Linked DNA regions of Mus musculus: region 2 is linked to region 1. Evidence: chromatin contacts called from ENCODE Hi-C or POLR2A ChIA-PET data. All regions are on one chromosome and are shown on one strand. Each heading gives the region's core, a stretch centred on a gene start or an enhancer-like site at or near the end of the contact. The rest is flanking DNA. Distances are from core to core; before and after follow the strand shown. Region 1 holds the start of Ap4s1 (adaptor-related protein complex AP-4, sigma 1). Region 2 holds the start of Dtd2 (D-tyrosyl-tRNA deacylase 2).

Region 1 (3,555 bases), core at 593-3,092:
TTAAGTTCTATTTACAATACTTTCATTTTGTTTCGATCAAAATTTCTGCCACTAATGACAATATCTGCGTTCATTGACTTCTAAACATCAGTCTCTTTGAAAGTTATCGTTTGCCATCCAACCCACTATTCTCAAGAATTCAAGATATCACAACTTCTTCAGGAAAAAAAAAAAAAAAAAAAAAAAAAAAAAAAAAAAAGCAATAGCTCAAACACAGAGAATCTCAGAATAATAAAGACTTAAGAAGTTACAACGGGCGGCCAGGAGCACCGAAGTGGGACCAAAGAAGCAGGTTGCGACGAAGCCCAGGAGCCAGTGAGAAAGTCCGGAAGAATCTGGGCTATTTGCCAAACGTAGACGTCTCCAGAATCCTGCAGACTGACTGGTGCCACGAAACCAGAGGTCAAGTGAGTGACAGGCAGAAAAGAGGCCCGACCCTCTGGGACTGAGCAAAACACGCCAGGAATTCTAGAGAAACGTCAGGAATTCCAGGGCAGTACGGAGGACGCCTTGCACGCAGCTCCAGAGCCCAGGCCCTCAGCTGAGACCCACGCTGCCCCTAAGGATACGTGCGTGAGGAAAACGACCCGGAAGCCCGACGCCCACGCGCTTCCCCAAAGTCAAGGCAGCATCCAGATTCCACAGGCGTAGAAAAGCTGGGGCCCGGCGCCCGAGTTGGGGCGGGGCCCAGGCCTTTCCCCGCCTCCCGAAGAGCGGTCCATCCTCAGTGCGCCTGCGTGGGGTGAGGCCGGACTCTTTTTGGCTCTCCGGAGTGCGGCTTGCAGCGGCGTTCTCTACCCAGCGTGCCGTGCGCGAGCGGCGGCCCTCCGTCCCTCCTCCTCCTCCTCCGTCCCTCCTCCTCCTCCCGCCGCGGCCCCCCTCTCCCCCAAAGTGAGTGAGTGAGACGGGCAGATGGAGGAGGTACCGTAATGGCGGCGGCCGGCAGCTCCCTGCTCTGATCCGCGGCAAGCACACGGCAACGACCCCCTCCCCGGCCGTCTCCCGGCCGGCCCCCCGCCCTGCGGTCGGCGCGGGGCCACCGTCCCGGCCCTCCCCGCAGCTGTCGGCGTCTGGCACTGCGCCCCGGCCGGGGCCCCACACACAATGGACGAGCTGGCCGGAGGCGGCGGCGGCGGCCAGGGGATGGCAGCCCCTCCCCGGCCGCAGCAGGGACCCGGGGGGAACCTGAGCCTGCCGCCGGGAGCGAACGGAGCGCCGGGCGGCGGGGGTCCTCCGGCCGCCGAGGCGGCGGGGCCCCCGGCAGGCCCGGAGCTGTCCCGGCCGCAACAGTACACGATCCCGGGGATCCTACACTACATCCAGCACGAGTGGGCTCGCTTCGAGATGGAGCGGGCGCACTGGGAGGTGGAGCGGGCCGAGCTGCAGGTACGTCACCCGTCACCCCTCTCGACTGCGAGCTGGGGCCGGGGCCACGGGCCGCGGGGGTGGGGCCGGGGCTGAGGCCCGTGCCCTCAAGGGCGGAGGGGACCTACCTGAGCCGCTCCGGCCGGCGAGCGGTGACGGCGCGCCCGGCTCCCTCCTCACGGGCGGCGCGCTGCGGGCATCCTTGGGGCAGCCATTTTGGCTTTTAGCATGGCGTCCGCAGGGCTCCTCCGGAGCCACCTCTCCTGGGCCTCCGGGGTTTGGGCCCAGCGCCTCTGGGCGAGAGTCTGGCGTGGGCCCGCTAGGCACTGAGTTTGCGCTTGTGGGTCCCCTTGAGGGTGAGGCCACGCGGAGAGGGCCTGGGATGAGCGTCTTTGCCTCCTGGCTCCTGCACCCCCTTCCGATGTGGCGTCCTGCCCCCTCCCCCGCGCCTCGGTACGCACTTGCCCCTTGACAGCCACGCCGCTTCGGGCTACCGCCGCGCACAATGGCTCGCGGCCGGCCGGACAAGTTTGCCTTCCCATCCTCAACTCCTTTAAGTACCTGCGATGCCGCTCTACTCACTTGGATTTCCTTTAGCGCTTACTGATTCATCAACACTTTAACTGAATATTTCTCTCTTGAGTCGGCTTCTCTAGAGTTCCCTACTATATTCATGTTTTTACTGATGCAAAGCAAAGCTGGGCTGTCAGTACAGTATTTAGGAAATGTCTGCGGAAAGAATTGGTCTTAATTTGAAGTAGACCGTACTTATCGCTTAGTACAAGCTAAAACGGAGTTAAATGTCCACTTAATGTGATCCTCTGACAGACTTGGGTTATCCTAACTTTTGGAAGGTGACAGTTGCGGGTTCATGCCTTGAATTTTTAAAATTGCTGCATCTGTTTGAAAGGATTATTCAAGCTGGAGGATGACTGCGTTTAGTTTTAAGTTCCTTTCCAGGGTTTAATTTAAGCTTAGAAGAAAAAAAGCGTGTATCTAATTAAGCGTTGCACCTGTTTTTCAGACTTATAAATTTCGACATAAGCAATATTGTTCGTTATTATACACACACACACACAATAACTTTGGTGAGAAATAATGTTGAAACAACAGCGTGATTAATGAATGTAGAAAAGGTATCCTCAAATAAATATGAGTCTTCAGTTTGGTGTCGAATAGTAAACTTTTTAATTACATTGATTAATTTATTTCTGACCTGATTATTTACAAACTATAAACAATTTTATTCAAAAATTAAAAATACCCAGGTGTAGAGGCATAAGTCTTTAATCTCAGTGCTCAGGAGGGAGATGTTTAATATCCATGAGTTCAGGCCAGGCTGATTTATATAGAGTTCCAGGACAATTGCAGTTACATAAGAGTCTATCTTAAACAAACAAAAAAGTAAAAGAAAATTAGAAATAAGGTTGTTTCATTGTCAAAAGCATTGCAAAGCAATTGATTGGACCAGTAAACTTTTTTGGTTATGGGCTTTTGTTATTGTTTTGTGTTTTTGAAACTGGCTTTTTTCTCTGTGTACCTCTGGCTGTCCTGGAAGTAATTCTGTAGATCGGGCTGGCCTGCAACTCAGAGATCCATCTGCCTCTGCTGGGATCAAAGGTGTGTGCCCTCACCATCTAGTATTGTGGTTGCTTTTGAGACGGTCTCTGTTGTCTTGGGTGATCTGAAAACTCACTATGTAGAACAGGTTGGTTTAGACCTCTTAGAGGTCCACATGCTACCTCTTGAAGTGCTGGAATTATAAAGTCTTGTACCACCTCACCTGGCAAGCCAGTAAACTTTTATTTAACTCCACAAAGTGGGTGAAGTTAAATTTTACAACAACAAAATCCTACTTATTTTATATGACACCTTTAGTTCATTCCGTAATCTTAAAATTGTGCTTAAAAAATACATTTGTGTTTTAGAGATTACTACTTTCAAAAAAACTTATGTCAAAATTGCTGTGGTTTCTTTTAAATTTCTAGAGTCTACTATTGTTGGATTTAGAGTTTTGTGGGCATACATCTTTCTAGTATGTTGATGCCGACTTTTCCATGTGGATAGAGAGAAGGTAATCTGTTAAAAATTACATTGAGGCTTTTGCTGAATTGATAAACCACCAGGTCCATATATAGTATTTGATCCTTGTACTGTTGTTTTGATTTTCAAATTAGCACTTGAATTTGT
Region 2 (3,555 bases), core at 281-2,780, 320 kb before region 1:
TGGTCACAGTGTCTGTTCATAACAGTAAAACCCTAAGACTGTGGGCAAGATATATTTTGAAAGATTTCTAACTTTTAATTCAGTGTTTCTAAGCTTTGCTAAAGCTGCAACCCAGTTCCTCAGGTTGTCATAACCCCCAACCATAAAATGACCTTTTTTTGGGGGGGGGAGGGGGTTGAGACAGGGTTTCTCTGTATATCCCTGGCTGTCCTGGAACTCACTCTGTAGACCAGACTGGTCTCGAACTCAGAAATCCGCCTGCCTCTGCCTCTGGAGTGCTGGGATCAAAGGTGTGTGCCACCACTGCCCAGCTATAAAATGATTTTCATTGCTACTTTATCACTGTAATTTTGCTACTGTTATAAATAAAATGTAAATCTCTGTGTTTCCCAATAGTCTTTGTAAGACACCGAAGCTGGGCCGCCACTCAAGTCCCGGGATGAGCTGGCCAGCACCCCAGTGACCCGAGAGAAAACCACACCTGATGCAAACTGCAAGAGGTTTTATTATCAGTTAGCTGAGGACAAAGTCCCTCTGCCATGCAGGGCAGGGGAGTTTGACCCTGAGCAGTGACAGTAGGGGGCTTTTAACAGCTAGCTGAGGAATTGGGAGGAGTTGGGAGGAGAGTTGGGAGGAGTTGAGAAGAGTTGGGAGGAGTTGAGAAGAGTTGGGAGGAGTTGGAAGGAGTTGGGAGGAGAGTTCTTCTCTTCCAGGTGTCCTTGGTGAAATTTACAAGGCAGGAGTGAGGAGTGAGTTCTTTCTGAATTTTTATCTCCCGTGTCCTCGGCACAGGAAGGCAGGCATCTCTGGTTGTAAAGTATAGAAACAAAAAGGCTTTTTGCTGGCTATAGTGAACAAAGAGCTTCTTTCTGGCTGTATTTTTAGAGATCAGGGAAAACAAGCTTGGGGAACGTCCCAGGGGCTTTACCTTCCAGGGAGAAATGCTCTAAATCGGGGTCCCACATCTTAGGTGCTCCCTTCTATAGTTGCATCTGTCCCCCACCCACAGGTTAAGTTCCCTCTCTGCCTGCTTTGAGATCAATTGATCTCATTCTAGTTATGTCTTTATAATAAATATAGAATGGATTTAACTCTGACTTACATTCTTTCCAATACCTGGAAACCTAAGCTTTCTGAAATGAAAAATATTTCTTCAAAAGCTATGAAGCAGGTAGCAGAGCAGGATGGGGTGGGGTGGGGCTGTGGGCGGGCACACATGTAATTCCTGCAATTGGGAGAAGGAGTTCAGTTCAAGGTCAGCCTCAGCTATGTGGTTATTGCGACCAACCCCGACTCTATGAGACCCTACCTCCAAAAACAAAACTAAAAACGAGGCATTCGAGGATGAGATTAGGTTAAAGAAGGAGGGAGAGAAGGAGAGACAGAGATCTCTAAACAAAAACCCTCCAAGAGACTGAAGCTTCAAAGCTCCAAAGCTGGTCAATTCCACATCCGGGACTCCGGAGAGCCAGGCGGAGGCCCCGCCCACTTAGGTGGGGCCACGAGCAGTGGGAGGCGCCTACCCGAGCATGCGCAGTGCGGACCCGCGCCATGGCGGACGGTGGTCGTGTGGCCCAGGCTCGTGCGCTCCTGCAGCAGTGCCTGCACGCTCGCCTGCAAGTGCGCCCGGCCGATGGAGACGCCGCGGCGCAGTGGGTGGAGGTAACGCCCGGCCCTATCCGCGGAACCGTGCCGGTCTTCCTGTCATCTTTCGTGAGATGAAGAGCTTGTCCCTTTCCGTCTGCCCACTTTAGTGGGCTGCCTAGCTGTCTCTTTGGACTTGGCGTCTGGTGGTGGCCTGTGCCCCACTGGTTCGCTCTGCAGCTCTCAGCCTGCGGATGATCTTTCTGCCTTAGTATATTAAGTGTTGAGGTAACAGCGTGAGCCATCTCGCTTCTCAGAATTTTCAGGGAATCTCACCGCCAGTAGATCCTTAGATTCCATTATCCCGCAATGCGGGGCTGCTCACCACCACCTGTAACTCCAGCTCGGTCGGATCTGATGGCCTCCTCTAGGCGGGACAGACACCTGCCGTTGTACACAGACACACAAGTGCACATAGTTAAACAAAAATCTTTTCCCAGGTAATTCAAGTATGAGTGCAGAGCTAGCTATATTTACACAGAAAACCATTAGAACCAGAAAGATATAGCTGAACGTAATGTCGCTAACAGTTAAATTGAGTCTCAAACATGTATAAAGCTTTGGAAGTTAAAGCATGAAATATAACTGTGTGTCTGCCTTCCCATTTATTTTTATGTAGCATTTGATAAACACCTGGGTTGTATTTACTGTGAGCTCAGCGCTGTTTTAAGCAGTTTGCAGTTATTAATTCATTTAATCTTTGTGGTGGCTTCTGAATCAAGTGAGCCAAGGAAATTAACATACAATCGATTCCCTCAGTGGTAGCAACGAAGTCATTTATCACTTGTTTATTTTCTTGTAGACTGTCTTACAGGAACTAGTAAACAAATATTCAAGTCATTATGTAAAATGAGAAGGTGTATATTCCTGATAACAACCAACCTTTTCCTACAGAACTTATCATAAATGTAATTTTCAAAGCCCAATCATTGGGTTTTCTTCAGGCATTGACCACGGTAACAGAAAAAGCAACTGAACAGTTCCTGGAATTTGTAAAAATAAGACAAGACCCCATGTAGAAATACCACTCTGTTTAAATGACTTAGGGGAAAATACAAAGTAACATCAGAGGACACTACTAACACTGTTGCTTATTCAACAGCCCCATGTGGGAAAAGGAGGATCATTTGATGTTGAATAAATCAGCCTGTAACTTTCTGTGGGCCTGGCAGAATTTGGGGGAGGCTGTCTGAAAACTGCTGGCTCAGTAGAAATAAATGCAGGCATGGTTTGTAATCTTCACCCCTTTTGACTGTAAATAAGCATGGTGCTTAAGACTTGGCAAGGATTATTTTGTTTCTCATAATTTATTTAGAATTCAAGACTCTCCTTATTTCCTTAGCTTTTAACCCAAGTGCTTGTAGACACTGTGGAGCGCTTCCCACTGAGCTGTGTCTCTGTAGACTCCTTCCTAACCTGAGATTCCTGTGGTCATTTCTCACAGATTCGGAGAGGATTGGTGATCTATGTGTGTTTCTTCAAGGGAGCTGACACAGACCTTCTCCCCAAAATGGGTATGTGTTTTCTCCCCTCTCCCAGCGAGCGGGGCATGAGAGTGGGATGCTGAAACTCATTATGATGTGGAACAAGTAAAGGAGCAAAGAAAGAACTGCTCATGAGCAACGGAACCAAAATATCCAAAACCACACTGCGTTGGTCTCGGTGGGATTTTGTTTTGTTTTTAAGGGCTTGGGGTTGACCTTGTACATGTTAAGCAAGTGCTCTACACTGACCTACAACCTCAGCCAAGAAGCATAATTTATTGTTACTTTTTCCTCTTTGTTTTGCTGTAGCGCTATAGTGCTATGCATTGAAGCCAGGGCCTAGAGCATGATGGGAAAGTGCTCCACCACTGCACTGTATCCTAAGCTCTTTTTAGCAACTAAACTCCAAACAAAAACATGTTGAATG

The links. A loop is a pair of places that touch in the nucleus more often than their neighbours do. ChIA-PET counts read pairs that join two places held with the same protein, here RNA polymerase II (POLR2A).
Region 2: a map of regulatory T cell shows a loop between it and region 1 (2.5-fold over the local background). The contact joins the promoter of Dtd2 here to the promoter of Ap4s1 in region 1. A Hi-C loop is called at or near these places in 2 of 37 maps with a recorded cell type or tissue (T-helper 1 cell and regulatory T cell). POLR2A ChIA-PET finds 5 or more read pairs at or near these places in 3 of 5 experiments (Patski and embryonic stem cell).

The regions. Positions count from the first base shown.
Region 1 is chr12:51,689,253-51,692,807 of GRCm38, reverse strand. It overlaps Ap4s1 (adaptor-related protein complex AP-4, sigma 1), which reads right to left and starts at 1,842. Exons shown (of 6, transcript NM_021710.4): 1 at 1,494-1,842. Strn3 (striatin, calmodulin binding protein 3) reads left to right here and starts at 894. Exons shown (of 18, transcript NM_052973.2): 1 at 894-1,386. The coding sequence starts at 1,105.
Region 2 is chr12:52,004,482-52,008,036 of GRCm38, reverse strand. It overlaps Dtd2 (D-tyrosyl-tRNA deacylase 2), which reads left to right and starts at 1,530. Exons shown (of 3, transcript NM_029545.3): 1 at 1,530-1,662; 2 at 3,089-3,158. The coding sequence starts at 1,552.